2 separate regions of the Homo sapiens genome follow, and region 1 is linked to region 2. A link is a loop called in an ENCODE intact Hi-C map of the cell type or tissue named here. Cell type or tissue: testis. All regions are shown on one strand. Each heading gives the region's core, and the rest is flanking DNA. Links, peaks and the distances in the headings are about the cores only. Region 1 overlaps SMIM31 (small integral membrane protein 31). Region 2 overlaps TMEM192 (transmembrane protein 192).

The links. Hi-C counts contacts between places; a loop is a spot of excess contacts. Peaks named below come from ENCODE experiments on the same cell type or tissue, not always from the same donor. Only the 100,000 strongest peaks of a DNase experiment are listed, where the experiment ranks them.
Region 1: a loop joins it to region 2, with 5 times the contacts of the local background. A loop is called at or near these places in 50 of 110 quality-filtered maps.

The regions. Positions count from the first base shown.
Region 1 is chr4:164,770,979-164,787,463 of GRCh38, forward strand. All of the region lies in intron 2 of SMIM31 (small integral membrane protein 31), which reads left to right. It also overlaps the pseudogene RNU6-668P. Among named protein-coding and RNA genes, the nearest start is that of SMIM31, 25 kb to the left of the region's middle. In testis, for the core only: a CTCF peak has its summit at 8,945 (motif pointing right); a DNase peak (open chromatin) is centred at 8,983.
Region 2 is chr4:165,070,534-165,087,018 of GRCh38, forward strand. It overlaps TMEM192 (transmembrane protein 192), which reads right to left. Exons shown (of 6, transcript NM_001100389.2): 5 at 15,053-15,155; 6 at 75-9,263. The coding sequence ends at 9,125. Among named protein-coding and RNA genes, the nearest start is that of TRIM75, 25 kb to the left of the region's middle. In testis, for the core only: no CTCF peak of the experiment used is centred there; a DNase peak (open chromatin) is centred at 9,138.

The DNA.
Region 1 (16,485 bases), core at 5,297-13,296, 300 kb before region 2:
TTTGGGAACCAAAAATTTATATTTATTTGTGTATATGTGTGTGTAAATATACAATTAGGAAATTATGTATATTCATAGAAAATAAGATAAAATCATAAAAAGCAAATTGCATTTGTGCTTCCTAGCTTATCCCCAATCCCATCAATTCTTGACTATAAAATAAGTGCTGTCTGTGAATTAAAAGACTATTCTATCCGATAGACATACAACACTATCATAACTAGGAAACAAAAAGCCGCAGTAAATAGACATTCCAGTTCATGCTGACTTGCAGATTGCGAAACATAATTGGAATCCATAAAATCTTTTTCCTGCTCACAATTGTTTCCACTGTGTTAGTTTAAAATGGGTTTGGCTAAAAGAAAGAGTAAAACCAAAATAGCAGTTACTTTAACTACATAATAATGTATTTCCCTCACCAGGACAGGAAGCCCGGAGGTAGTGAGTTCAAGGCTGACGTGGCACTTAATAAAATCTTGGAACCCAGGTTACTTCTACCTTGGTTCTTTCCATCTTCGACATAAATTTTAAAGAATCCACTTGCTGGGCGCGGTGACTCACGCCTATAATCCCAGCACTTTGGGAGGCCGAGGCAGGCGGATCACGAGGTCAGGAGATCAAGACCATCCTGGCTAACACAGTGAAACCCCGTCTCTACTAAAAATACAAAAAAAAAAAAAATTAGCTGGGCTTGGTAGCACGCACCTGTAGCTCCAGCCACTCAGGAGGCTGAGGCAGGAGAATCAGTTGAACACAGGAGGCGGAGGTTGCAGTAATCTGAGATTGCGCCACTGCACTCCAGCCTGAGTGACAGAGAAAGACTCTGTCTCAAAAAACAAAAATTAAAAATTAAAAAAGAATCCACTCAACCTGGAAAAATGGTTGTCTCATTTTGGTGCCTTAAAAATTGATTAAAATGAAATTACTTAGCTATAGTGGAAATTAGAATGAAGCAGGGCTGATTTTCCCAGTTTAGTACACTGTTTACTGACTATCTTGTTTGCCTGTAAGCATAAAAAACAACGGAAATTTTTATCAGGAGCTATATTAATTCATTCTTGCACTGCTATAAAGAAATACCTGAGACTGGGTAATTTATAAAGAAAAGAATTTTAATTTGTTTATAGTTCTGCAGGCTGTATAGGAAGCCTAGTGGCTTCTGCTTCTGTGAAAGCCTCAGAAAGCCTCCAATCATGGTGGAAGGGAAAGGGGTAGTGAGGCATCTCACACGGCCAAAGCAGCAGGAAGAGGGAGAAGGGGGAGGGGAGGTGCTAGACACTTTTAAACACCCAGATTCATGAGAACTCACTGCCATGACGATAGCACCAAGGGACATGGTGTTAAATCATGAGAAACTGCCCCCACGATCCAATCACCTCTCACCAGGCCCCACCTTCAACACTGGGTATTACATTTCAACATGAGATTCGGGAGGGAGCACAGATCCAAACCGTTATCAGGAGCCTTCCATGAAAAGGGCAGAACGCGAAGCACTTTAGAGGCATTATTGTGTTTAATCTTAAAACAATCCCATGAGATGAGTAATAATAACCTCACTATTTCACAAGCAAGGACACTGAAGTTTTATTTTTTTTATTTTTATTTTATTTTTTTTTTTGAGACGGAGTCTCGCTCTGTCGCCCAGGCTGGAGTGCAGTGGCGCGATCTCGACTCACTGCAAGCTCCGCCTCCCGGGTTCACGCCATTCTCCTGCCTCAGCCTCCCGTGTAGCTGGGACTACAGGCGCCCGCCACCACGCCCGGCTAATTTTTTGTATTTTTAGTAGAGACGGGGTTTCACCGTGTTAGCCGGGATGGTCTCGATCTCCTGACCTCGTGATCCGCCCGCCTCGGCCTCCCAAAGTGCTGGGATTACAGGCGTGAGCCACCGCGCCCGGCCGGACATTGAAGTTTTAAACTTTACCATAGATCACTCAGCTAATACGACAGAGAGCCAGAAGTTAATCTCCAGCTTATAGGACTCCAGAATCTGGAGTGTGCATAACCAGCACACTTTCTCTTCAGATAACCTTGAAAAAGACACTTGGCTTTAAAAAAAAAAAAAAAAAAAAAAAAAAGCATATATACTTCTCTTTCTTTCTGCAAAGGGCTTAAATTGGCTAAAAAGATATAACAAGATACAACTTAATTTTTAATAAGTAGATAAGGACATCCAGGCAAAAGGAAAAATTAGGGTAGGAAAAAATGGGTGAACTTGGTAGGGAGAAGGAGGCTGGCATACTATTTCAGCACAGAGCACAAATTTGTGATTAGTCACTCCTGGATTCATGTCCTGGCTCTGCCATTGGGTAATTCTGCCTTTCGAAAAATCATACAAATTCTCAAAGCCTCTGTGTTAGTCTGTTCTCATGCTGCTAATAAGAACATACCCAAAACTGGGTAATTTATAAAGGAAAGAGGTCTAATTGACTCACAGTTCAGCATGGCTGGGGAGGCCTCAGGAAACTTACAATCGTGGTGGAAGGGGAAGCAAACATGTCCTTCTTCATTTAGTGGCCAGAAGAAGAAGAATGAGCGAAACTGGGGGAAAGGCCCTTATAAAACCATCAGATCTTGTGAGAACTCACTCACTATCAGGTGAAAAGCATGGAGGTAACTGCCCCCATGATTCTATTACCTCCACCTTGTCCCTCCCACAACACGTGGGGATTATGAGCACTGTAATTCAAGATGAGATTTGGGTGGATGGGGACACAGCCAAACCTTATCAGCCTCCATTCCCTCATCCATGTTTTGGGGATAATAATAGTACCTTCCCTGCAGAGTTGAAGTGAGAATTAAATAAAATAAATCATATAAAATGCCAAAGGGTGACTGTTAGTGGAGTCTTCTTCTTGGGAGTCTTCGTGATTAGAAATTTAGATAGAGCAATAAGATTCATCATCTGGCTGGGTGCGGTGGCTCACGCCTGTAATCCCAGCACTTTGGGAGGCCGAGGCGGGCGGATCACAAGGTCAGGAGATCGAGACCATCCTGGATAACATGGTGAAACCCCGTCTCTACTAAAAACACAAAAAATTAGCCAGGCGTGGTGGCGGGCCCCTGCAGTCCCAGCTACTCGGGAGGCTGAGGCAGGAGAATGGCATGAACCCGGGAGGTGGAGCATGCCGTGAGCTGAGATTGTGCCACTGCACTCCAGCCTGGGCAACAGAGCGAGACTCTGTCTCAAGAAAAAAAAAAAAAAAAAGGTTCATCATCATGAAAAATATTTATTACAAAACCAATACAACTTGTATTCACTTAATCCACACACTGGGTCAATGTCTTTGTTTTAAATATCTGGCAATACAATACATTCCACACAAATCAATTGCAAGGTGACATCACACATGTCACAAAAGATAAAAATCTGATGTAAGGGAAGGTAAAGTTATGGCCACTGGAATCCCTCAGGCAAAGCCACTGACAAATGAGTGCTTAATAGAATTAGACCACCTATCCAATAAAGAAGAGATGGGTACATAAGCACCCCAAAATAGTGTGAAGTGAATGCCAAAGAAGTGAAAGACATCTCAGAAAATTAATGATGCTTTGAATATTTTTTGCTAATGTTATCCTCTATAGAATTGTGCTATGAAAATCACAAGTAACAAGGAGAGTATTGTATGGAGCTATGATGCAAATGTGTCAGAAAAGTGATGCTCCCCAACCCACCCACATCAACATCTCATCCATTATTTGTCTAAAATTAACTTTGAGTTGCAATTACAAACTGCATTTTATTAAATGAGTAACATAATTTTATTTTCATTATTTTTAGTTTCAAGTTTCAATATAAAGTTTCATTCAAAGTGGTTTTTTGTTTTTGTTTTGCTATTTTATATTAAATTTTGCCCTGGCTCAAGTAAATTCACTTTAGTTGATCCATTCCAGTACCATTTATTCTCAGATTAAAAAGAAATTACCTGTTACAGAATGATATCCTCAACAGTGTTAGCCAACATCAGTTATCATCCAAGGAACTAGCTGGAGGCATGCTCTTAAATCTACTTACTTGTAGGAAATGGGCCAGACATTTGGGTCTTTTCTTTCTTTAAATCCAGCCAAGAGGAGAAAACTGACAACATCGAACTTTATCTGAGCTCTGTGCTTCTGGAAAGCAGGTATAGTCCAGAAATTCCACCAACCTTTTATTTTCTGAAATCTCCCCACTCTTATTTTCCAGGAAATGGCTTAAGGAAAAGAACTACCTTTCCCCTTATGACATAGATAAGACTCACTGTCCACTCTTTCTCCTGACTTCCCTAAGACCCATGAAGACTCCCTTGTTTACCTGAGCCTTGGACAAATACAGACCTTTCCTCTTTTGCCTGAAGCTGCAGACAAGAACAGACACAGACCTTTCAACTCCTTGTTCTTTGTCTCATGAATGATTTAGCTGAGATTTGAACTGTTTGTCCTTCTGAAACTAGCCAGATAGATAGAGCTAAACATTTGCATTACAGCTATTTGAGACTTCTCCTGATAGCAAAACAATCCCAACTATAAATCATCTTACCTATAACTTTTCTACTCCTCCCTATAAAATTCTGCAGTAAAACTACCCTGCCAAGCTACTTTGATCTCTGGATTTGAGGTGCTCTCCCTATAGTAATAGCTTGAATAAAATCAATCTGCTTACTTGTGCGCACACGTTTGTGTGTGTGTCTTTGACAAAACACAGTCTGGTCCCTATATATGACAAACTGGTGTGGATAGGATAAAAAGTAATATAGTTGCTTAGTAGGATTACAGCTATTTCTGGCATGGAGAAAAGAGACAATGGCTCACTAGAAAAGAATCTCATTAGGGGCTCTAGCTCAGGGATGTTGGAACTTTTTCCAGTAAAACCCTTTTCCAGATCTGCTCCCTCACCTACAACACATTTACCCATGTGTGTGCAGCTGAAAGGAAAGTTTCATAAACTCAGCCTCTCTACAGGTGATATACTCCAATACTTTGCATTCTGTTTTGTTCTTTTTTGCAAGGCTGGTGGCAATTCACCTAAACTACATGTCAATCTCCCAGGCAGAAACCTTCACTAATTGGCCATTGCCTGCAGAATAAAATGAAAATTTCCAAGGCTTTTGAGCATTCTTATTGTTCCAAGTAGAAAATGTCCACCTGTCCACCAATAATCCCCTCCTCCCCCTCTACTTGAATCTTACTTATTCTTCAAATAAGTCATTTTCTCTCTTCTTTAATCAGTCTAACCCAAAATGAACTCCCTCTCTGTGGAACTTTCATAGAGCATTTTAATATTTCACTAATTTGGTGCTTATCTTCATCACCTTGTACTATTGGTTATGTTTATATGAGTAGGAAAATAGACTATAAAATAATGAACTAGAGTTCCATGATTTGTTACCTGACTTGGTTGACCATTCAGCAAGTATACTTTTTTACATGCTGTTTGCAAGAAGGCACTGTAGAGGCATGGGCACAGATGAAAAATTAGCCAATTACCAGTCTTGCCCTTAAAGTTTAGAGTCTCAGAGGAGAGGTAATACAGGTAGGAAAGTACAGGATGGTAATTCCTATTCACATAAAAATACAATTCTTCATCCCTGTGTGAAGCCTTTCCTTGAATGGCTGAAAATAAAATAGCAAACTAACAAAAGCATGTTTTAAAGATAATAAGAAATCACTCTTTGCATGTCATCTAGAATGTAAGCTCCATAATGCAGATTTGGTCTGTTTAACCACTGCTCATCCCAGCACCTAGAACACTATTTGGGAAATAGGTGGTTTTCAGTAACTCATTACTGGATAAATTAATAAATACCTAGAGCTTATTTCTTTAGAGAAGCTCAACATATGAGTTTCACATTTCATGAGCATTATACATCATCTTACTCATTCTATAGCTCTTCCTACCACTTTTTACCTAATAATAGTTCATGTTGCTTTATCTATATTAATAATTTAATCCTAAGATTAGGCCTATGAGGCAGGTATTGTTATAATGCTACACTAAATCTAAAATCCTCAGAAATACTCATTAGGATCTCATGGACTTGTATATGAGCAGAATCACAGGCTGATTTACGCAAAAAGATGATATATGGGCTATTCATAAACCTCCTTCTTGAAAACTCAGTGACATGAAGCACAAATTAATTCAGAATAACACAAATCAATGTAGACAGGCTTTTCATGATGGTCTTCAATGTATATTTGATCAACTTTCTGTAATGTTCAGGTTTGATATATTCATGAATTGAAAACAGATTTTAATGTCTGTCAAACAAAACATGACCAGGATAGGCATGCCCTCAGGGCAGAAGAAATTATATTCTGCATGCCAAAGTCAAATATAAATGGCGTGGTATATTTCCATTTTTTGTGTTACCCAGACCACTGCTTCCTTGTATTTTCTTAAATTATATAGAATCATTTTGCACCTATTTCGTTGTTCTTTAGTTTTTAAATTCACCACTGTGAAGCTGCAGTATCAGTTTAGAAGAGATTAGTATAACAGTCTCTTTATATCTCTAGAGGTAGCACATAGTGACGCGGCAGTAGCTGCTCTTTCCTGCCTGAATCATATTGCTGTCCACCTGCACACTAGGCCCTGTCTTTGAAAGTTGTCTGGTGTAATGACCAGTAGGAAGTGATAAAATGTAAGTGACCCATCAGGGAATTATAAGGATGTTCTGGGAAGGTAATGATCCTTCATCAAAGGTGTGTCCAGCCTCTTGACAAGCAGTAGCTATCCAGCATCCCCATGCCAGACACTCCCTTCCAGAATAGCTGTAACTGCCAGGTGAACAGTCTTGGTGACTTCGTCCATGATGCACAGAGTTTTAGAGAAAGTAAGCCCAAGGCTGGCAGATCCCCAGTCCAGGTTAGAATCGACTTTATAATTTTAGAAAGTCTTAGGTTTTAAAACTTGATGTCTGTTAAGAATTCATTTAGATATTACATATATTGCTGTTGTCCAACTGTGTCAATGTGGCCAAAGGCCCTACAGCACTACAGCACAGAAAGATATCGGTTCATAAAGAAAAATTGCCACTGCTGTGATTCTATATTAATCAGACAGCAATAAGCATGTTTGTTGTTTAAGAAGATCCCTACCGTTTTTTCAAAGCTGGCCTCACAAACCAGAGTCAAAGTCATAAACCTGGCCACATGCAGTGGCTTACGCCTGTGATCCCAGCACTTTGGGAGGCCAAGGCAGGAGGATGGCTTGAGCCCAGAAGTTTGAGATCAGCCTGGGCAACATAGTGAGACCTCATCTCTATTTAAAAATAAATAAATAAATAAACATAAACCTTTCAGCACTCAAGAGTAGTGAGGCAAAATCAAGTAGGGAAGCTACAAATTTGTACCCAGGTAAACAGATTAAAAAAAAAAATTTTATTTTGCAATGCCACCTCATTCTTCTCCAAAATCAACATTAAGCACAAAACAAAAGTTTAATACACACCTCTAATAATATACAAAATGATTTGATAGTACCAGCACACATTTAGGGAGTTATATGTGATGACTCGATGAAAAATTTATTCCCTTGGTACACAATTTGGGTTGTCTGCAAAATAAGAACTGACGATATCTATAGCACAAAAATAATATTTTGAGTGTTCACTGTCTGCCAAGCACTTAACATATTTAAGCCTCCTTTCATCCCTATGACCACATTGTAAAGCAGGGAAGTAATGCTATGTCTACTTTGGAGATAAGGAAAATGAAATTCCCAGAAGCAATGTGCCCAAGGAGAGGAAGAGGCAGGAAGAGCTCGGTGAGCATGATCATGGCTCAGGTTCTCCATCCACATGCCTAAGACAGGGGTGAGTGTGAAGATGGGAACTGACTCAGAATTAACTGTGTGATCATGGGCAAGTTGCCAAGTTAACCCTCATATCTAAATTCAGGTATCCTTGAACAAACATAGACAGATACTGATGATCCGCCATGTTTACTATAACCATAAACTCTTTGTGAATTAAAAATGGCCTCTCAACCTGGAAAAAATGTAAAATAATATTGAGAATGGAATCCACTAAACAGGAAAAAAAAAAAAAACTCCAGCGCATCAGCTACATCTTTTTCAACTGAGGGTTTCTTTAACTACCTTAAAGTTGTGTTTGTAATTAACTAGGTTTGATTGAACATAAATTAAATGTCTTTTGGTCGCAGAGAAGTTCAACATTCGGGTATGTATGCCTAAAACACTGTAGTCTTAGAGAATGTCATGAAGACTGTGTTCATTTCTAATTCTTCAGTAATTAGAGGTGGGTTTACATTTTGGTCACCGCAGCTATTTCCGTAGCGTGTGGCTAAACTATTGGGCATGCTGAGCTAATACTTCACAACATAGTTCTGCGGGTGCCAAAGGCCACAGGCACCAAGGTTTCCAGTTAAATTGTTAGGAAAAAAATGCCAAAATGTCTGGATCCTGAATTGGAAGCTTCTGCTTCTTCTTCGTAAAAGTGAGGAAAGCCCCTATTAGCAAAAGACCAAACTGAGATTAGTGGCCAATCTGTAGACTTTCTATTATTTCACATAGTTTTAAAGTTATTTTTCTGCAAATTTTTGTCATGGAAAAGTCAGCAATTTTTTTTTGCAATTTTTCTGTTATCTCTGAATACAATGACTCTTCTGCCTTTATAAACCAAATTGTCCAAAATTAAGAAGACATGGCCATAAGTGAGACTGAGGTCTTCCTATTTATCTCAACTGAAAGCCACAAACTTGCATGGAATGAGACTGTTCATTATTTACCAGGGCAAATTTCAGGCTTGTTTTAAATGAAATCAAAATATCCTCTCTGCATCAATGTTCCTGACACACATATTTAGGGATATAGAGGAATCAATAAAGTTATGCTTTAAAAGAAGGATTATTAATCTATTTAATATGGATTGTTAGAGGTGGAGACAGCAAATTTTGAGAACAGGCAACAAACTGGTTTTTTGGCATGTCTTAGAAGTAATTGCAGCAGCCAGCCAGTAGACGGCAATGTTTGACAAACACCCGAATCCAAGAAAAATAATTTTGCTCTGTTGTGTCCCGGTGCTGCCTGTGTAAAACTAATTTCACACCAGCCACCATGCTAAACACTGGGAATGCCAAAGCTTTGTCTTTTTCCCCAGTGAACTGTGAGCAATGCATGCAACTCTTCCAGATAATCCCTTAATCATATTTAAAAATAGGAATAGTGGCCGGGCGCGGTGGCTCACACCTATAATCCCAGCACTTTGGGAGGCCAAGGCGGGTGGATCACAAGGTCAGGAGATCAAGACCAGCCTGGCCAACATGGTGAAACCCCGTCTCTACTAAAAATACAAAAAATTAGCCAGGCGTGGTGGCGCATGCCTGTAGTCCCAGCTACTCGGGAGGCTGAGGCAGGAGAACTGCTTGAACTCGGGAGGTGGAGGTTGCAGTGAGCCGAGATTGCGCCACTGCACTCCAGCCTGGGTGACAGAGCGAGACTCCATCTCAAAAAACAAACAAAAAACGAATAGCTTCTTCTCTTTTTCTCAAAATCCATGTAGTAGGCAGGGGCCTAGGCCAGGTGTGTCCTGAAGGCCTTTGTAGATCAATGAATCCTAATACTGGTAAACTGGATTATTTTAAAATAGAAGCTGTAAAAGGATCAGTAGCTCTACAATGAGGAAGAACAGAATGAATGCCTACAAAGGCATTAATAACTGTGTGTATTATCAAACACTGTTTTTATAATACTATTTTTGAAATCTCAGAAAATGTGCATTAAATTCTAAAATTCTAAAAATTAGCCAAAACCAGACAAACCTAAAACCATAATGGGATACTACTACACATCTATTAGAATGACTAAAATTTAAATATATATACTACTTTTTTTAATTTTTATTTTTCTTAAAGACAGTGACTTGCTGTGTCACCCAGGCTAGGTAAAGTGGCACAATCATAGCTCACTGAAGCCTCAAACTCCTGGGCTAAAGCAGTCCTCTTATTTCTGCCTACTAGTAGCTAGGACTAGAGGCACATGCAACCACACCCGGCTATTTTTTAATTTTGGTACAGACAGGGGTCTTGCTATGTTGCCCAGGCAGGTCGCAAACTCCTGGCCTCAAGCAATTGTCCCACCTCCACCTCTCAAAGTGCTGGGATTACAGGTGTGAGCCACCATTCCTGGCCCTACATATACTACATTTACATACACACACACACACACACACACACACACACAATACCAAGTACTGCTGAAGATGAAGAACTACTGGAATTCTCATATGTTGCTGGTGGGAACGCAAAATGGTACAGCCAGTTTGGAAAGCAGTTTGGAATTTCTTACAAAGATAAAACATATGCTTACCAAAGGACCAAACAATCCTACTCCCAGTACTTACCTTCACTCAAGAACATTTACACAAATGTTTATACCATTATTCACAATTGCCAAAAAATGAGAACAGCCCAAATGTCCTTTAGCAGGTAAATGAATAAACAGACTCTAATACATTTATAAACCAGAATATTATTAAGCAATAAAAAAGAAACAAACTATTGATACATGCAACAATATGAATGAATCTCAAATGTGTTTTGCTAAGTTAGTGTTTCTCAACCTCATTATTGTTTTAGGCCAGATCATTCTTTGTTGTAGGGGGCTGTCCTAAGCATAGGAGGACTTTTAGCAGCCTCCTTGCCTCTTCCCACTAGATCCATGTTGCACTTCCCCAACCCACCTCGTTGTGGCAACCGATAATGTCTCCAGAGACTGCCAAATGTCCCCTGGAGAGGCCAAGGTTTTTCCCAGGTGAGACCCACTGTGCCAAGCAAAAAGAGCCAACTTCATAAGATTACATAGTGGATGCTTCCACCTATGTAACATTGTGGAAAAGGCCAAACCGCAGAAACAGAAAACAGCACAGTGGCTGCCAGGCATTAAGGCCAGGAAGAAGATTTGACTACAAAGGAGTAGCACGGGGAATTGCACAAGCCAGAATCTTGTTCCACATCTTGATGATGCGTGATACATTTGTCTGTGCATTTATCAAAACTCATGGGCCTATCTACCTTAAAAAGTGAATTTTGGGCCGGGCATGGTGGCTCACTCCTGTAATCCCAGCACTTTGGGAGGTTGAGGCGGGTGGATCACCTGAGGTCGGGAGTTCGAGACCAGCCTGACCAAAATGGAGAAACCCCATCTCTACCAAAAATACAGAATTAGTCGGGGGTGGTGGCACTTGCCTGTAATCCCAGCTGCTGGGGAGGCTGAGGCAGGAGAATCGCTTGAACCTGGAAGGCAGAGGTTGCAGTGAGCCGAGACCGCGCCATTGCACTCCACCTGGGCAACCAGAGTGAAACTCCGTCTCACAAAAAAAAAAGTGAATTTTACCCTACATACATTTTAAAAATGAATTTTTACAAACCTATAAAACACTACTTTATCTCTTTCTTTTATTTTTTTTTTTTTTTTTTTGAGACGGAGTCTTGCTCTGTGGCCCAGGCTGGAGTGCAGTGGTACGATCTCGGCTCACTGCAAGCTCCGCTTCCCAGGTTCACGCCATTCTCCTGCCTCAGCCTCCCGAGTAGCTGGGACTACAGGCGCCCCCCACCACGCCCGGCTAATTTTCTTGTATTTTTAATAGAGACGGGTTTTCACCGTGTTAGCCAGGATGGTCTCGTGAGCCACTGCGCCCGGCCCCAACACTACTTTGTCTCTTAAGTGATATAAACATCATAGGAGAGATTCCTAAATTTAAAAAGAATGCTACTTAATTCAGCATTGAATAACAAAGTTCTGAATTTTCACATCAAATAAATTAATATAGAAATGATGATAAAATATGTAAACAGTACTGCAAGGTTTAACTAAAGTTCTCTGTCTATGAATAACTGGATATCTGTACATACAGGATAGTTTTTAAAGACTTTATAATAGTTTACTTACAGTAATTATTTCAAAAAACTGAATTTATTGGATCTCTTAAATTAATTTCTAAATAAAAATGGAATTTCCAGGCCAGGTGTGGTGGCTCACACATGTAATCCCAGCACGTTGGGTGGCCGAGGTGGGCGGATCACGAGGTCAGGAGTTCGAGACCAGCCTGGCCGACACAGTGAAACCCCATCTCTACTAAAAATACAAAAATTAGCCAGGCACGTTGGCACACGCTTGTAGTCCCAGCTACTCCGGAACCTGAGGCAGGAGAATTGCTTGAACCCGGGAGGTGGAGGTTGTGGTGAGCCGAGATCAGGCCACTGCACTCCAGCCTGGGCAACATAGCAAGACTCTGTCTCAAAAAAAAAAAAAAAGGAATTTCTGGCCGGGTGCTGTGGCTCACACCTGTAATCCCAGCACTTTGGGAGGCTAAGGAGGGTGAATCACTTGAGGTCAGGAATTCAAGACCAGCCTGGCCAACATGGTGAAACCCCATCTCTACCAAAAACACAAAAATTTGCCAGGCATGGTGGCAGGAGCCTCTAAACCCAGCTTCTCGGGAGGCTGAGGCAGGAGACTCGCTTGAACACAGGAAGCGAAGGTTACAGTGAGCCCCTGTTGAGCCGCTACACTTCAGCCTGGGTGCCAGAGCAAGATTCTGTCTCAAAAAAAGAAAAAAAAAAAAAAAAAGGAATTTCCATTCCATTTCTAAATGGAAATGAAATTTCAGAAAACAGTGTTTTCTTCATGCTTCTTAGAAAAACATGTGATCCATAAACTGGGTGTAATGGATCATGCCTGTAATCCCAGCTACTTAGCAGGCTAAGGTGGGAGGATTACTTGAGGCCAGGAGTTTGAGACCAGCCTGAGCAACACAGCGAGACCACATCCCCCACCTCCATCTCTGAAAAAATAAATACATACACACATAAAAAGAAAAATATGTGATATATCTTGCTAAAATAAAATAATTAATTTTTTGCCTGTACTGACATTTTCACTTCATTTATATGAATTTTCCTGTAACTACTTATACAGAAAAACCTCAGAAAATGTGAAAAAAAGAAGCAGTTTTCTTCATGACATAACATTTTAAAAATTAACTCTCAAAGTACTGCTTTAGTAACTTGGAAATGACAAGAATTCCAGGCATTATTTTCCCTCACCAGAGCATAATAAATTCCCCTGCTTACACATCATTGGCTGGAAGAATGGTGGCCCTAAAAATAAAAATTAAAAGTACAACTAACGATGAAGAAAGTTGGGGGCGAGGGCCCAGCTGGGAGTTGAGACTAATACTGTGGGAGTGGTAACTGCACATCAAGACTTTCTCACCACTCCCCAGGGAGATGTAAAATATATGATTAAGGGGACAAAAGACGTTCCAAGCTTGACTCCCAAGACTGCTCGCCTTTGAGTTATTATAGACTAATGACCGCAGTTTGGCTAGCTCTCTAACTGAACCCTGAAACAAACAGGAGTTTTATTTGTGGTGGGTAAATGTAACTGCTAGACGCCGTTGGTTCTTGATAGTATTATATGTCACGTTTTGGATAACGTATTTTTCCTAATACAGAAAAAGTCATTTGATGAGTATAAGAAAACTTTCTAAAAAGATGGCAGAACAACCACAAACAGGTAGAATCAGATAGTATATAATGAATTTTGTATGAAAGGAAATTCAGCACTAAGCCAGTAAATTGAAGAATATGGTTTGTTGATTCCTGTTGAAGGGACTACAAAGATGCTGGGAGAAATAAGACTTACTAACAGTTTGCTTCCTACAGTGCTGAAATGGAAATAAGAAAGGCCTAGGTTTGGGAATCCTGGGTCCTACTTATGAGCCTGAGAATCACAAGAATCAATACAGAATCATCTCAAGGAGTTGTGCCATAGCTGGGCTCATTGGACTAATTATATAAATAGGATGCTTTTGGAGTGCTGTGTTTGGAAAAGAAGAAATTAGTAGCCATACACAAAATCAAATGATCTTTGCTATCATCAGCCGCTCCCCAAGGTTTTGTTTGTTTATTTGTTTGGGTTTTTTTTTTTAATTCCGTGAGTTGTAAAAATAATCTTGTAAAGCCGGGCGCGGTGGCTCACGCCTGTAATCCCAGCACTTTGGGAGGCCGAGGCGGGCGGATTGCCTGAGCTCAGGAGTTCGAAACCAGCTTGGGCAACGTGGCAAAACCTTGTCTCTACTAAAAATACAAAAAAGTTAGCCGGGTGTGGTGGCATGCACCTGTAATCCCAGCTACTCAGGAGGCTGAGGCAGGAGAATCACTTGAACCCAGGAGGCGGAGGTTGCGGTAAGCAGAGATCATGTCACTGCACTCCAGCCTGGCGACAGAGCAAGACTATCTCAAAAAAATAAATAAATAAAAAATAAAAAAAAAATCTTGTAACATTTACTAAAAGAAGAATGATTTCTTCATGACAAGAGCAATTAAAAACACTCCAAAATGGGTTTCTTTAACTATTTTTTTGCTTGTTTGTTTACACTTTGTTTTTCAAAATTTTATTAACTAACTCCAAAGTTCAAAGTCCATCATCAAACATTAGTAAGATTCAATCTCCTGCTCTATATAATGGAGATAACAACACGTATCAAGGTTTTTGTGAGAATCAAATGGTATGGAAACTATAAAATAGTAACCATATTTAAGGAATTATTTATGTAGGTACCAAATATATTTTCTTTGTTATTGAAATGAATTTGAGATACAGATCCAATGTTCAGCTATGCAATGCATATATTTACATAATCTTTAAACTTATTGTGTGTGTGTGTGTATATATATATATATATCTTTAACCTTAATCTTATTCAGTGTTCAGCTATGCAATGCATATATTTACATAATCTTTAAGCTTCTTGTGTGTGTATGCACATATATATATATATACACATATATACATATATCTTTAACAAAAGGAAACCTATTTTTTGAGAATTTTTAAGAATCAGTTTCTTATAATGGAAGAAGTAGAATATCATTTGGAATAGGTTATTAAATGTCATGGCTACAAATAGCCCAGATCCTCGGAGCTCCCTAAATCCCATCCCAAACTTCAATTTGTAGCTAGTAAAAATCACATATTATGAGGGATGGTGGTTGTCCCTAAAGACCACATAAACTATGGTTTCCTATAGGAAATGACCAAGACTTCCAGCACTTTTAAGAAAGCATGTAAAATAAACCATTATCAAATTTAAATCTAAATATTATAACCCTAAGGAAAAATCAACTTCACAGATTTTAAAAAAATAATAAAACTTATTTTTGTGACACAATTTCCCAGGAACTTAATCTTGGTTGAAGGATGTTTGCTAAGGATGGATGTTTGTTATACTATTTGCTCAGTAAAACAATTCCCACCAGCCAGCAGTTACAGCCTTTGTGGCTCCAGTTTTATGTAACAAGTTATATTTAAACTACCCTAGCAGCTACTGAAAATGCCATTCAGGAGCTACCTGAAAGCTGTTCCCAGGGCCTAGTCTGTGTTCCAGGTGAAAGAGTACATCAAAGACATCTTTCCAGAAATGATGATAACTACATTTCCTTAGGGATAGTTAAAATTCTGCTATGGATAATCTGAATTATTGCCAGAAACCCTAGGATTTATGGATAACAAAAATAAAAAAAAGAGAGATTAATATTTGCTCACTTTTGAAAACATATTTTAGCTTTTATGTATATTTTGTGCTAGAATTCTAGTGCTCTTTTCTACCATTATTGAGTCAGAAACTAGTTATCCAGAAAATTTATTCACACTTCAGCTACTAAAATCCCTCTTTTTTGTGTGCCTAAATGCCTAAATGCTAGTGGCAAGGCTTTATAGGTATAGATCCAAGCCAATGAAGCCGGATTAAATTTTCCCTTATCCCAAAGGACGTTGTCACTGCCTTGTTTGAACATTTGGACACTTTACATTGGGTCAAAAGGCTTACAGCCTGCTTGATTTCATCCAGATGGACCATTTTAAACATAAATGGGTAGGTATAGGATGCAAAAACATTTAATTAAAAAATTGTTTGAGCTTAGATAAGCACACATAAACCAATAGGAATCATAGCTCAAACTTTATTCTTGGAATTGCTAATAGAACCATGAGGCTACAGGTGGCACCAGTAATTCTTTGCATAAACTAAAGAACACTTCGCAGAAATGTTTAAGGACAGCAACTTAAGGAAGAGAAGTGACATTAAGTCCTACCCTCAGGGATAGAATTGTATGTTAATAATTTTCAATCTCCTTTTTTATATCTCCGAGTTTTTATTAAATAATTCTTAAAACTACTTAACAATGGGATATTGGCATTTGTGGTAAATTGGGATTAGTTACTACTTTCTGGACAGCATTTGGAGAGATACTAAATGGTGTGCCAAGATTTTTTTAAACTACTATAAGATGTTTAGAGAAAGAAATGGTGTTCACTTTGGCAACACATGCACTAAAATTGGAACGACACAGAGAAGATTAGCATTGTCCCTGTGCAAGGATGACATGCAAATTCATGAAGTGTTCAATTAAAAAAAGAAAAAAGAAAAAAAGAAATTCATAGTTTCCAGAGGACAAACACAGTGTTGCTCTTATATTTTAA
Region 2 (16,485 bases), core at 4,915-12,914:
TTAATCCTGCTCCTTTATCCAACTGTATTGATGGGCACTTTTGGACAATAGTAAATAGCAGTGATTATAAAAACTAGCAGTCTTATCTCTTTTATTTCTGATATGTTGTTATTTTTTAGTGTATCCTAGACATAAACTTTTAAACAAGACCTTAAAAAAATAATCTCTCAGTTCAGGACATCATAAACAGAAAGTGAAAACAGAGCCCAGGTTACAGCTGGATTACAGGAACAGGCTTTGAGCATGTGTGAGCATAGTTTTTCTACTACAATTCCAGTAGTGAAATCACTGAAGTTAGTGACATTAATTCATCAACGTATATTGAGTGCCTACTTTGTGCCAGACACTGTTCTATGTATGAAGGACACAGTAGTAAGCAAAAGATAGAGCTTACATTCTATCAGGAGACACAGACAAAGTAAACAAGTAAGTTACATGCAGTATTTTCCCCTTATCTACAGGGGAAACATTACAAGACCTCAGGTGATGCCTGGAGCCACAGGTCTGCAGGGGAATCATTGCAAGACCTCAGGTGATGCCTGGAGCCACAGATAGTACTAAACCCTACGAACACTATATTTTTTCCTATCCACACATAACTACAATAAAGTTAAATTTATAAATTAGGCACAGAGAGTAACAACATTAATAACAAAATAGAATAATTATAGCAATATACTATAATAAAAGTTACGTGTGGTGGTGTGGTGCACATCTATAATCCCAGCTACTCAGGAGGCTGACTGAAGTGGGAGGATTTTTTTTTTTTGGGGGGGGGACGGATTCTCACTCTTGTCACCCAGGCTGGAGTACAGCTGTGCGATCTTGGCTCACTGCAACCTCCACCTCCCAGGTTCAAGTGATTCTCCTGCCTCAGCCTCCTGAATAGCTGGGATTACAGACACGTGCCACCACGCCTGGCTAATTTTTGTATTTTCAGTAGAGACAGGGTTTCATCGTGTTGGCCAGGCCGGTCTCCCAACTCCTGACCTCAAGTGATCCACCCACCTCAGCCTCCCAAAGTGCTGGGATTACAGGGGTTAGCCACCACACCTGGCCACAAGTGACATTTGAACAAAGACTTGAAAAAGATATATGGGAGTTGATCCTTCCAGGCAGAGGGAACAGCAACCGCAAAGGTCCTCAGGTAAGAATGTGCTTAGCAATCCAAAAGCCACAGTGTGACCGACGCAGGGTACACAAAGGAAGAGTAGGAGAGAGGAGGTGGGGTGGGGTGGGAAGTGGAGATTTTCTAGGTCCCTGAAGGCCACTGTCCAGGCTTTGGCTTTTACTGAATGAAAAAGGGAACCATCAGAGTAGTGTTTTAGAAGGATATTGTTGGCTGCTTTTTGTGTGTGTGCATGGGGCTGGGGGGTCAGGGTGGAGAGGTAGTGAGAAGCAGAAAGATCACTTAAAAGACTCTTATAGGCCAGGTGTGGTGGCTCATGCCTGTAATCCCAGTACTTTGGGAGGCCAAGGAGGGAGGATCATGAGGTCAGGAGTTCCAGACCAGCCTAGTCAGCATGGTGAAACCTCGTCTCTACTAAAAATAAAAAAAGCACACCTATAATCCCAGCTACTCAGGAGGCTGAGGAAGGAGAATTGCTTGAACCTGGGCAGCGGAGGTTGTAGTGAGCCGAGACTGCGCCACTGCACTCCAGCCTGTGCGACACGAGTGAGACTCCATCTCAAGAAAAAAGAAAGAAAGAAAAAGAAAAAGAAAAACACTATTATAATAGGGCCAGGCACAGTGACTCATGCCTGTAATTGCAGCACTTTGGGAGGCCAAGGCGGGTGGATGACCTGAGGTCCGGAGTTCAAGACCAGCCTGGCTAACATGGTGAAACCCCCTTTCTACTAAAAATATAAAAAAATTAGCTGGGTGTGGTGGTATGTGCCGGTAATCCCAGCTACTCAGGAGGCTGAAGCAAGAGAATCACTTGAACCTGGGAGGCGGAGGTTGCAGTGAGCCCAGATCGCGCCACTGCACTCCAGCCTGGGCAACAGAGCGAGACTCCCTCCCCCAAAAAAAAAAAACAAAACCAAAAAACCGAAAGACTATTATAATAGTCCAGGTGAAGATTATAGTGGCTGGGGAAGTAGCATTGGGGGTGCCAAGAATTGGTTGGACTCTGGGTATGTTTTAAAGGAAAAGCCAGCAGGATTTGCTGATTAACTGTCTATAGGGTTTGAGAGAAAGAGGAGCTGCCATTACAGGGGTGGAAGAGACTGTGGCAGATAGCTCAGCTGGGGACATGTTCTGTTTGAGGTGTTTTTTTATATACCCAAGTAGTGATCTAGAAGGGGCAGTTGGACACATAAGTCTGGAGTTCAGGGAGGAAGGCCTGGCTGAAGATTCACATTTGGAAATTATCAGCTCATAAATTCTATCAAAGTCATGAGATTGTGTGAGACCACCAAGAGAGTGAACGCTGATGGAGAAGCCAAGAGGCCCAGGGGTTGAGCCCTGGAGAATACCAACAAAAAGCAACTTGCAAAGCAGACAAAAGAAGAAGCTAGTGAAGTAGAAGAAAATGAGGAGAATGTAGTGTCCTGGAAGCCAAGCTGAAATAAAGAGTCAAGGAGGAAGTGATCAACTGTGGGGAAAAGAGAGAGATCAGATTGTTACTGTGTCTATGTAGAAAAAGAAGACATAAGAAACTCCATTTTGATCTGTACTAAGAAAAATTGTTTCTGCTTTGAGATGCTGTTAACCTATAACTTTAGCCCCAACCCTGTGCTCACAGAAACATGTGCTGTATTGGATCAGTTTAATGGATTTAGGGCTGTGCAGGATGTGCCTTGTTAACAATATGTTTGCAGGTGGTATGCTTGGTAAAAGTCATCGCCTTTCTCCATTCTCGATTAACCAGGGACACAATGCACTGCGGAAAGCCGCAGGGACCTCTGCCCAAGAAAGCCTGGGTATTGTCCAAGGTTTCCTCCCACTGAGACAGCCTGAGATACGGCCTCGTGGGAAAGGAAAGGCCTTACCATCCCCCAGCCCGACACCTGTAAAGGGTCTGTGCTGAGGAGGAGTAGTGAAAGAGGGAGGCCTCTTTGCAGTTGAGATAAGAGGAAGGCTTCTGTCTCCTGCTCGTCCCTGGGAATGGAATGTCTCGGTGTAAAGCTGACCATTCCCATTCGTTCTATTCTGAGATAGGAGAAAACTGCCCTGTGGCTGGAGGCGAGATATGCTGGCAGCAATACTGCTCTGTTACTCTTTGCTACACTGAAATGTTTGTGTAAAGAGAAACGTAAATCTAGCCTACATGCACATCCGGACACAGTACCTTTCCTTGAACTTATTCATGATACAGATTCCTTTGCTCACGTTTCCCTGCTGACCTTCTCCCCACCTGTTGCCCCGCTACACTCCCCTCGTCAAGATATTAAAAATAATGATCAATAAATACTAACAGAACTCAAGAGACCGGCGCCGGTGCAGGTCCTCGCATGCTGGGTGTGCTGGTCCCCTGGGCCCACTGTTCTTTCTTTATACTTTGTCTCTGTGTCTTATTTCTTTTCTCAGTCTCTCGTCCCACCTGACGAGAAATACCCACAGGTGTGGAGGGGCAGACCCCCCCTCAATCAACTGAGCCAAGTGTTGCTGATAAGTTAAAAGAGGAGACGTATGCATTCATCTCCAATTTAAGCAATGTGGAAGGAAGCTATTGGTGACCTTGCCAAGAACAGTTTCAGTAGAGTAGTAGAGTGAAAGGTGAGACTGGATAGAGAGGAAGGGAGAAGAATTAGAGATAGGCTTCCCTGGTTTGCGAATGAAACAATTTTCCTTAGGAAACCTAGAGAATGTTTTGAGATCTCAAATTTGTGATTGTCACATATTCAAAGTTTGATTCTTCAAGAACTCAAGAGTTTACCAGATGTGAGTTTTGTATTCAAGATTTATTTATTTATTTATTTATTTATTGAGACAGAGTCTCGCTCTGTCACCCAGGCTGGAGTGCAGTGGTGCGATCTCGGCTCACTGCAACCTCCACCTCCCGGGTTCAAGCAATTCTCCTGCCTCAGCCTCCTGAGTAGCTGGGATTACAGGTGCACTTCACTGCACCTGGCTATTTTGTATTTTTAGTAGAGACGGGGTTTCTCCATGTTGGTCAGGCTGGTCTCGAACTCCTGACCTCATGATCCGCCTGCCTCGGCCTCCCAAAGTGCTGGAATTACCGGTGTGAGCCACTGCGCCCAGCCTTAATTTTGTATTTTTAGTAGAAATGGGGTTTCTCCATGTTGGTCAGGCTGGTCTCGAACTCCTGACCTCAAGTGATCTGCCTGCCTTGGCCTCCCAAAGTGCTGGGATTACAGGCGGGAGCCACCACGCCCAACCAGAAGATTCTAGTTGTTAAGAAAAAGAATATCCTGGGACAATAATAAGCAAAGGACTTGAATATACATGTCATAAAAGATTTATAAAAGACCATATAATTTGGAAAAAATGTTTAACACTTCATTAGTATCCAAAGAAATACAATTTGAAACAATGACACACTCATCAGATGGGTCAAGACTTAAATAAGGTAACACCCACTATTGGTAAGGGTATGGAGACCAGGTGAGCTGGCTCATGCCTATAATCCCAGCATTTTGGGAGGCCAAAGCAGGTGGATCACCTGAGGTAAGGAATTCAAGATCAGCCTGGCCAACATGGTGAATCCCCGTCTCTACTAGAAATACAATTTTTTTTCTTTTCTTTCTTTTTTTTTTTTTGTGATGGAGTCTCGCTCTGCTCTGTCGCCAGGCTGGAGTGCAGTGGCACCATCTTGGTTCACTGCAATCTCTGCCTCCCAGGCTCAAGCAATTCTCCTGCCTCAGCCTCCTGAGTAGCTGGGATTACAGGCGCGCACCACCACACCCAGCTAATGTTGCTAATATTTTTGTATTTTTTGTAGAGATAGGGTTTCACCATGCTGGCCAGGATGGCCTCGATCTGCTGACCTCGTGATCTGTCCGCCTCGGCCTCCCAAAGTGCTGAGATTACAGGTGTGAGCCACCGTGCCCAGCCGAAATACAAAATTTTTAGTATTTTTTTTTTTTTTTGAGATGGAGCCTGCTCTGTGGCCCAGGCTAGAGTACAGTGGCGTGATCTTGCCTCACTGCAACCTCCACCTGCTGGGTTCAAGCAATTCTCCTGCCTTAGCCTCCAGAGTAGCTGGGATTACAGGCACCCTGCACCACACCTGGCTGATATTTGTATTCTTAGTAGAGATGGGGTTTCACCATCTTGGCCAGGCTGGTCTCTAACTCCTGACCTTGTGATCCACCCACCTTGGCCTCCCAAAGTGCTGGTATTACAGGCGTAAGCTACCACACCCGACCCAAATTTTTAATATTTTTGTACTAAAAAATAGTGGCATGCATCTGTAGTACTAGCTACTTGGGAGGCTGAGGCAGGAGAATTGCTTGAACCCGGTAGAAGGAGGTTGCAGTGAGCCCAGATCACACCACTGCACTCCAGCCTGGGAGACAGATGAGACTAAAAAAAAAAACAAAACAAAAAAAGTGTACATTGGTATAATCCCTTGGTAGTGAGATTTCAAATAATTGTTTTGCTTTATATTTTTCCATATTGCCATTTTTTAAAAAATGAGCTTTTAACTTTATAATAAGTCATGATACTGTTGTCATTTGGAATACATATACATACATATATACCTATATCTATCTATATACCTATACACATACATACTTATAATAAAAGGTTTACTATACCTGCCCTAGTTCAGGGCCATATCTTTCTGCCACACATATTTCCTCCATATTGAACTACCATCTGATCCTGCTGAAACTAAAACTGACATTGTCACTTCCTTGCTTGAAATGCTTCAGAGGATCCCATTATCAACAAGATAAAGTGCAGTCTTCCAGCATAGTATCAAGGCCCTCCAAGCTCTGACCCTGTCTACCTCTCCACCCAGGTCCTGCCTCACACTTTTGGTTCCAGCTATACACAGTGCTTGTGATATTTTGTAGCTATTTGCCTTCCTACTTTACTCATTGTTCTGTCTGACATTCTTAAAACCCTCTACCCTCCTGCCCCCAGGGTACCCCCTGACGTGGAGCTCCTACAGCATGTTGGGCCTACTGTCATTACTGCACTTAGCACAGAGTCTGGAAATCTATTCCTCGCTCTCTTTAGAATGTAAGCTGCCAACCAGAGTCTTTAATTTTTGTATCCTCAGTGCTAGCACAATTACCAGCCTGGTGAATAGAATGTTTAACATTTAAATTGTTTTGTTCATTTTTCTGTTTTGTTACTTCTTTTTTTTTTGAGATCGAGTCTAGCTCTGTTGCCCAAGCTGGAATGCAGTGGTGCAATTTCAGCTCACTGCAACCTCTGCCTCCTGTGTTCAAGCGATTCTCCTGCCTCAGCCTCCTGAGTAGCTGGGATTACAGATGCGTGCCACCATGCCTGGCTTATTTTGTATTTTTAGTAAAGATGGGGTTTTACTATGTTGGCCAGGCTGGTCTTGAGCTCCTAACCTCAGGTGATCCACCTGCCTCAGCCTCCCGAAGTGCTGGGATTACAGGCGTAAGCCACTGCATCAGCTGTTTTGCTACTTCTGATACTTAGTTTCATTTTCATTTATTGTTTGAAATGTTCATCATTGCATTCAGAAAAATGTTGATGATTATACAACAAACATGTTGATGATTACATAAGAACATAGGCACCCTAACTTTTTAACTACACTGTTCCTTGTAAACCAAAGTTCATCCTATAAATCTCAGATACTGACTATAGATCCAAATTAAATTTTAAAAATAAATAAGAGTTAATCATCTACCACTGGTGTTCCCTTTTGAAAAGAAAAACAACTGAAGGCAAAGTTTATAGGCTCTTCCAGAACAGAGAAACAGATTTCTAGAGAAGGCAATGGCTTTGAGATACATACACTTATTAAAAAGAAAGGAAGGCCGGGCACAGTGGCTCATGCCTGTAATCCCAACACTTTGGGAGGCCAAGGAGGGCGGATCAAAAGGTCAGGAGTTTGAGACCAGCCTGGCCAGCATGGTGAAACCCCGCCTGTACTAAAAATACAAAAATTAGCCAGGCATGGTGGCATGTGCCTGTAATCCCAGCTACTCAGCAGGCTGAGGTAGGAGAATTTCTTAATCCCGGGAGGCGGAGGTTGCAGTGAGCCGAGATCATGCTACTGCGCTCCAGCCTGGGCAACAGAGCGAGACTCCGTCTGAAAAAAAAAGAAAGAAAGAAAGGCGCCATTGCACTCCAGCCTGGGCGACAGGGTGAGACTCTGTCTCAAAAACAACAACAAAAAAAAAAACCCCCAAAAAACAAAAAAAAACGGAAGGGAGAAAGGAAATTTTAAAAATACAATTTGGCTTTAGTTTGTGAATGTTGTGTGCAGGTGACACACGATCTTTTTTTTTTTTTTTTGAGAGACAGTGTCTCATTGTTGCCCAGGCTGGTCTCAAACTCCTGGCCTTGAGTGATCCTCCTGCCTCAGCCTCCCAAAGTACTAAGATTACAGGCATGAGCAACTGCTCCCAGCCATACACAATCATCTTTATCTTAGTAGAAAACTTTTAGAATGCCCCGGCAATGGCTGTATCTAAAAGAAACAGGTATTTGCCCTCCATAAGTCAAATAGATGTGGCCAAATCAATATATCCCTTGCCTATATAGTTATATCGAACACATCCCTATATGGTTACATATCAAATATTGAATATTCAGCTAATGATCAAAAAAGATTAACACAGTCATAAATATCCCCTCCCCTCATATTCAGCCTTCAACCAAAAGTCTTTCTAAGGCAGCATATAACAGTGCTAACAGCAAACTGACAAATTAAAGGGGCATACTAGGAAAAATGGAGAAATAATGCCATTTGCTCTGAAAAATACTTCAGTTTTATCTTCAGAATCAGATATGTTTAATATCTGCATATAACTTAATATGCATTTCTTCCATTACAATTTTTAAGTATAATCCAAGGCTTTAAAAGGTATCTTTTTTTTACAGTAATTTAAAATTATAGAAGATGCCTTTCCTATAATTGAAGTTATTGATCAATTGAAGGTATAACCAGACTGAAATATACAGCAACTTCTTGAAGAATGGCAAAAATAAAGTGAAAGTTCTAAATTCTTCTCTGAATTTTTCAGCTATTGCTAATGGAAGGTGCTGCCAATATAATAGGCAACACAGGTTCGTCTAACACAGGTCGGTCTAACACTGGTCCAAGTAATCAATCATCATATCTTATTTCTTTTCTTTTTCTTTTTTGTTTTTTTGAGACGGAGTCTCGCTCTGTCGCCCAGGCTGGAGTGCAGTGGCGTGATCTCGGCTCACTGCAAGCTCCGCCTCCTGGGTCCACACCATTCTCCTGCCTCAGCCTCCCAGGTGGCTGGGACTACAGGTGCCCGCCACCATGCTCGGCTAATTTTTTTTGTATTTTTAGTAGAGACAGGGTTTCACCGTGTTAGCCAGGATGGTCTCAATTTCCTGACCTCATGATCCGCCGTGCCCAGCCCTTATTTCTTAAGAATAGAAAACTGTAGGAATTTGCATAGTAGATCACCTGGTGAGACCTCAGTCCTATGGTGAGAAAAATTCTCTATAAAAGCTATATGGTCCATGATGTCATCCAACACCACATAAGCATATAAAATACATGATAAGGCTCTCCAGGAAAAAATATTCACAAGAAATAATGACTTCTTTCATCAGCTTAAAAGTGGGAAGAACTTATTTGATTAAAACCCTGTTTAAAATCGATTGTCTTGTTAGACTTCCCCTATCCATAATGAAATCATTACAGGGTTCTAATGTCAGGTGGAAAAGTGTTGACTATGGAGTTGTTTAGCCTCTGATCCTAGGATAAACCAAGCAGTTAAATAATTTCCAAAAGTACAAACAGACATTCCCCTCAAGTTATCCGGGCTTCTACAGGTACTTTTCAAGTGACCCACAAGCCCTATATTTTAAACAGCCACAGAAGTCAGAACCAAATTCAGGTTTCCAACAAACACTGTAAAATGCTATTCAGCAAAAGCTGCAGTTCCCCGTGGCAGCTTGTCAGGTGGTCAGTCAGTCTCAATTACTCTGGGTTCCTCTGCAATTGCTGTCATGACCGTGAGCCTCTCACGTTCTACTTGGCTGACAGCCCAGGTCTGAGGAAGTGAGAGCCAACAATCGCTTACTCAGCAGCGCATTGTGTCGCTTCAGGTATTCAATGGTGTCTCCTTGCTTTTCAACAATTTCTTCTAGGCTTGAAATAGTTCTGCAAGTAATCAAGATATAAATGGGTTACACATATTCACCAATACTCATTAGTGTCTTTGCAAATGAGTACCTACTAGTTTTTAGTAAAGCATATTGTATTTGCCACCTTTTCTTAGATGTCAGAAGCCAGGGTAATATTGCCAAATAAGATTATTTTCATAAATCATTTTAGTAACTTCTACTCTTGAAATAAATTTAAAATGCTATAAACTTTCACACCTCTATGTTTTAAAAAAGGCCATCATTGCTTTATTTAAGAAGGATCCTAATTTGTTAGAGTAAGATAATTGAGTATAAGTAATCAACTTAAATGGCGTTTAAAGATAAATAAAGGCAAAATTCATTCAATAATCAGATGACGATTAAAATAGACTACTCTGACCATGGGAAACAATTTTTTAAATGTATGGCATTTGTTTATTTTTGCATTTCTCCTTTTTTCTCCCATACCACAAAAATGTATCTTTTTGCACCTGACACAAATAAAAATATTATATAAGTATATAAAACAAACAAAAAAAATCTAACTCCTTCCTACACTACTGCCCCAACCCACTTCGGTCTCACTGCTCAGAAGTAATAGCTATAAAGTGTTTTTAATTTCCTTCCACTAATTTAAGATATTAGTACTAGGAATAGTGATGATGATAATGATAATGACAATAATATGCCAGATGAATTTTAATGTTGACTAAAAATTGCCTATTCAAGAAATAAAATGTTATTGGATGTGTTTTACTCAGATATTCTATATGTGCTAAAAGGGAACTATTTCAAGGGATGGTAAGTGAGAAATTCAGCATGAAAAATATCACATGGGAATGGTCCCATGTGAACAAAAAAGATTTATTCTTAGAAATAAATAGTTATGCTTATAAATAATGTGGTTACAGGAATGGGCTATGTAACCACATTACTATTATTATTATTTTTTGAGACAGAGTCTAGCTCTGTTGCCCAGGCTGGAGTGCAGTGGCATGATCTCTGCTCACTGCAACCTGCACCTCCTGGGTTTAAGCGATTCTCCTGCCTCAGCCTCCCAAGTAGCTGAGATTACAGGCGCCTGCCACCATGCCCAGCTAATTTTTGTATTTTTAGTAGAGACAGGGTTTTACCATGTTGGCCAGGCTGGTTTCAAACTCCTGACCTCAGGTGATCTGCCCGCCTCAGCTTCCCAAAGTGCTGGGATTACAGGTGTGAGCCACCGCGCCCAGCCAATAACCACATTATTTATAAGCATAACATGAAAAAAACTTTGAATATGCTATTATTTATAAGTATATTCGGAAAAAGACTATCTGAATTCTAATCCTGACTTTGTCACCCACAGACTGTGTGAACTTAATAAGTTACCTAAACTCTCTGGTCTTCAGAGGTTAACACAACAACAAACATTTAGCACTTAATATGTATAAACCACCTAGGAACCTCCCACTCTTTTTTTTTTTTTCTGAGCTGGGCTATTCACTGAAAAAATACTCTTTATATAAAGGTTTTCAAGTTATCTTGATGGAACTGAGAAGGGATATGCTCTGAGTAGAGTCAACTCTTGTATATACTGACTTTTTTTTTTTTGAGACCGAGTCTCTATTTTTTTTTTTTTGAGACGGAAACTTGCTCTGTTGCCCAGGCTGGAGCACAGTGGTGCGATCTCAGCTCACTGCAAACTCCGCCTCATGGGTTCATGCCATTCTCCTGCCTCAGCCTCCTGAGTAGCTGGGACTATAAGCGCCCATCATCACGCCCGGCTAATTTTTTTTTTTTTGTATTTTTCAGTAGAGATGGGGTTTCACCATATTAGCCAGGATGGTCTCGATATCCTGACCCCATGATCCACCCGCCTCGGCCTCCCAAAGTGCTGGGATTACAGGCGTGAGCCACCGTGTCCGGCAGAGACCGAGTCTTGCTCTGTGGCCCAGGCTGGAGTGCAATGGCGCAATCTCGGCTCACTGCAACCTCTGCCTCCCCGGTTCAAGCTATTCTTCTGCCTCAGCCTCTAGGATTACAGGCATGTACCACCATGCCCGGCTAATTTTTGTATTTTTAGTAGAGACGGGGTTTCACCATGTTGACCAGGCTGGTCTCAAACTGCTGACCTCAAGTGATCCACCCTCCTTGGCCTCCTATAGTGCTGGGATTACAGGCGTGAGCCACCATGACTGACCATCTTCTTTTTTTTTTTTTTTTTCAACACAGAGTCTCACTCCATTGCCCAGGCTGGAGTGCAGTGGCATGATCTCGGCTCACAGCAACCTCCGCCTCCAGGGTTCCCGCGATTCTCCTGCCTCACCCTCCCGAGTAGCTGGGACTACAGGCGTGCACCACCACACCCAGCTAATTTTTATATTTTTAGTAGAGATGGGGTTTCAGCACGTTGACCAGGCTGGTCTTAAACTCCTGACCTCAAGTGATCCACCCGCCTCAGCCTCCCAACGTGCTGGGAATACAGGCCTAAGCCACCACACCCAGACCTGGACATCGTCTATATACAGTAGACTTTCAATTAACATCCCTGTTCCCTGCCCTATGTTCCACTCCTGGGCATCCTGTTCATTTCTGAGTTCCAAGTCTCTCTGGGGCTACACAAAAAGAGTGGCTGCCTCCTTGGCTTTATTTCTCCCCGTGTCCTCTAAATGTAGCCTCTCTGCCCTGTGGTATTGTCTACCGCTCCTTCATCTGTATTCTGTAGCCCACACATTTTCAGAAATCACTCAACCATCGATGGTCCCTTTCTCCTCCAGTTTTTCTGCTAGTGTGGGTAGGTTGGTCTTTTTTAATCCTTCACTATCCTTTTGGAAGGATCTGGGGAGGGTGAAGGGATAAACGTGTGGCTAGATTTACCTTCTTTCATTGGAAGTTGATTCAAATTTTCAAACTGAGATGCATTTTCAAAGAAGCATTCCATACAAATTTTAAAAGTAAAAGAGGAATATAAACTGAATTTTTTTTTTTTTGGAACAAAGTTTCACTCTCGTTGCCCAGGCTGGAGTGCAATGGCGTGATCTCGGCTCACTGCAACCTCTGCCTCCCGGGTCCAAGCGATTCTCCTGCCTCAGCCTCCTGAGTAGCTGGGATTACAGGTGCGCACCACCACGCCCGGCTAATTTTTGTATACTCAGTAGAGACAGGGTTTCACCATGCTGACCAGGCTGGTCTGAACTTCTGACCTCAGGTGATGCACCCGCCTCGGCCTCACAAAGTACTGGGATTACAGGCGTGAGCCACCACGTCCGGCATAAACTGAATTTCATTGCCCCAAAGTTAACCCCATGAGGTGAAGGGAATACATTTTAAAAAGCTTTCCATTAAGTCATAAGAGAGCAATATTAGGTAAACTCTTCAGTGCTCAGGGGGAACAAGATGAAATATGAAAAGGGTCAAGGTCAGGAAGAACAGTCTCTGAATTTAATAAGCCCAAAAGTCAACAAAGAGATAATCAACAATTGATACTAAAGTTATTCCTCTATTTAGGTTAGAATGAAGAAAAAGAGTAAACAAAATAAGAAGGCAGATCATGGTAAGTGAAAAGTGACAAAAAAAAGTTGTATTTTCTAGGGGAAAGAATCTATTTCACTAAAGACACCTCCGTTTTCATAGTTCTGTACGTATTGAGAATTATAGACAGTATAATCCAGGCTTCAAGAAACCGAGGGTAAAGGATTCTAGAACTATCAAGATATCATCAGTTTACACTGTGGGACAGAGATAACGATCCCAAGAAGAACAACCTTGGACTTGCTGCTCATTAAGTGTTTGTTTTTGTTTTTTGTTCTTTTTTCTTTTTATTCATTAAGTATTTATATTCCACACTATAATAAAAAGCAATGTGCATCCTGATTCAACACTGTCACACCTGTGTTGTCACTTCACACCTGTGCCTAACAACAGTTCAGTTTATAAAAGCTAATTTAAAAATGACACTAATTCAAAAATTGGCCTTACTAAAAGCCAATACATTAAACTATATTTATTTCAACAACTGTTTTTAAAAGTATCTCTTTCCTTTATCTATAAAGTTTTTTGTTGTTGTTGTTTTGTTTCGAGACAGAGTCTTGCTCTGTTATCCAGGCTGGAGTGCAGTGGCGCAATCTTAGCTCACTGCAACCTCCGCCTCACAGGTTCAAGCGATTCTCCTGCCTCAGCCTCCTGAGTAGCTGGGACTACAGGTGTGCATCACTTTGCCCAGCTAATTTTTGTATATTTAGTAGAGATGGGGTTTCACCATATTGGTCAGGCTGGACTCAAACTCCTGACCTCGTGATCTGCCCACCTCAGCCTCTTAAAAGTGCTAGGATTACAGGCATGAGCCACCGCGCCCAGTCATGTTTTTTTCTTTTTCTTTTTTTAACTAGTACATCAGTAATGGCACTGAGTCCATTTCTTAAGCCCCTAAGTAATACACTTTCTTTTTTTTGTTTGAGATGGAGTCTCGCTCTGTTGCCCAGGCTGGAGTACAGTGGCGCCATCTTGGCTCACTGCAACCTCTGTCTCCCGGGTTCAAGCGATTCTCCTGCCTCAGCCTCTCAAGTAGCTGGGATTACAGGTATGCGCCACTGTGCCTGGCTAGTTTTTGTATTTTTAGTAGAGATGGGGTTTCATCATGTTGGCCAGGCTGGTCTTGAACTCCTGACCTCAGGTGATCTACCCACCTCGGCCTCCGAAAGTGCTGGGATTACAGGCGTGAGCTGCCCCACCTGGCCCACACTTTCTTTATATATACTGACTATATTCTTATGTCTGTTGCTATCCACTTCAGATGATGTTAAGGAATAACTCGTGTCCCAGATTATATAGATCCAAAAGCAGGATGAGAAGAACCACAGACATGGCCAGGAGTGGTGTAATCATGCCTGTAATCCCAGCACTTTGGGAGGCCGAGGTGGATGGATCACTTGAGGTCAGGAGTTTGAGACCAGCCTGGCCAACATGGTGAAACCTTGTCGCTACTAAAAATACAAAAATTAGCTGGGCATGTATAGTTTTTTACATCTACTTTAGCCCCAAGATCTCCAACAGATATGAATGATATTTTAATTACCATGGAAGTCACTTAGGGAGAGACTGGATAGAAACAAGGGTGGGCAGACCGGGCTGGCTGTTTGGGAGGCTGAAATGGGAGGATTGCTTGAGCCCAGGAGTTTGAGGCCAGCCTGGGCAATACAGAGAGACTCTATCCCTTAAAAAGAAAATAACAGGCCGGGCGAGGTGGCTCACGCCTGTGATCCCAGCACTTTGGGAGGCTGAGGCGGGCGGATCACCTGAGGTCAGGAGTTCAAGACCAGCCTGACCAACATGGAGAAACCCCATCTCTACTAAAAATACAAAATTAGCCAAGCGTGGTGGTGCATGCCTGTAATCCCAGCTACTGGGAGGCTGAGGCAGGAGAATCGCTTGAAACTGGGAGGTGGAGACTACGGTGAGCCAAGATCATGCCACTGCACTCCAGCCTGGGCAACAAGAGCAAAACTCCATCTCAAAAAAAAAAAAAAAAAAAAGACACCTATAAAAAAAGGTGCTTCAAGGAGGGAGTAACCAGTTAATGATGTCAAAAGCTCTTGAGAGGTTAAATAGGTTGGCTAAGTGGTTAATTTTTTGCATCAAATATATGGCCTATTTAATACATTTACACATCCTGATTTAGACTTGATTTCACCACAGCTGAAAGGAAATAAACAAATCAAACAAATGTAAAAGTACAAATACACAATCATAAATTCCAAGCATCAGAATGGTTTCTAGCTTTCTAGGGGAAAAAACTCAATTATTTTATTCTCACCTAAATCTTACCTGAATCCAGTCTCCGAGGTAATATTGCTGGGGTAAGCATAGATTTTTTCTTCTTCAAGTATATCAGGCTCTGGTTTAGCTTTATTAAATCTCCGGATTTTCACTAAAATAATAAAGTCATTATTAGATCGAATTCTGAAAGACAAGTCTAGTTTCATTTTTTCAAATTATGCTAATTTGCCGTTCTTATTAACGTCCTTGAGTATTTCAAATTCTACTATGTGCCAGGCCTGTTCTAAGCCCTGGGAATATAGGGATTACATTAGTATTGAAATAGCAATAATAGCTGACATTTATTGTGCACTTAGAACACATGAGGCACAGTTTAAATGTTTTACATGGATGCCCTCATTCAGTTCTCATAAACACCTGCATGAAGTGGATGCTCCTATTACCCCGCAGTGAAGCCCAGAGAAGTTGAGCAACCAGCCAGCCATCTAATTCAGAAATCATGACTTCCTCTGGTCCAGGGGAAAATACAGATAATAATCCTACATTCTAAGACAGTATGGAAAGTACCTTCAATAGAAGCTTGTGCAAGAGGCTTGCACAAGGAGTTGTCAAGCTGCTTTTTGGCCTGGAAAGCAGTGCCTAACTCAACAGGAGGTATCAGAGAGGGGAAAAGAGGATAGAGTTTGAGCCCAGGAATTAATCACACAGACTAGGAGAATAAAGAAGGGTGCTTCAGGTGCAGGAGGAGTCTGAACAAATGCTATGGTCTTGAGAAGCTACACGTATGTATGGGTGTGAGGGTGTATGGACAAGGGGTGGGTTGGGAAGATAGGCAGAGAATGCATCAGGAGTGGCTGGTGTGTCATGCAAGGCATTTACACTTTTTTTTTTTTTTTTTTTGAGACGGAGTCTTGCTCTGTCGCTCAGGCTGGAGTGCAGTGGCACAACCTTGGCTCACTGCAACCTCTGTCTCTGCCTCCTAGGTTCAAGCAATTCTCCCACCTCAGCCTCCCGACTGGGATTACAGGCGTGCACCACCACACCCAGCTAATTTTTTTTGTATTTTCAGTAGAGACGGTGTTTCACCATGTTGGCCAGGCTGTTCTCAAACTCCTGGCCTCAAGTGATCCACCCGCTGAGGCCTCCCAAAGTGCTGGGATTACAGGCGTGAGTCACCAGGCCCGGCCTAAGACATTTAGATTTTATCCTCAGAGCAACTGGCAGTCTTTGAAAGGATCTCACCATCATCCCTGAAGAGCAGGCTAGGTAGAGGCCATTCAAGGAGAACCTTTCAGGCTGGGCATGGTGGCTCATGTCTGTAATCCCAGCACTTTGGGAGGCCGAGGCGGATAGATGACCTGACATCCGGAGTTTGAGACCAGCCTGGCGAACATGATGAGATGCTGTCTTTACTAAAAACACAAAAATTAGCTGGGTGTGGTGGTAGGCGCCTATAATCCCAGCCACTCAGGAGGCTGAGG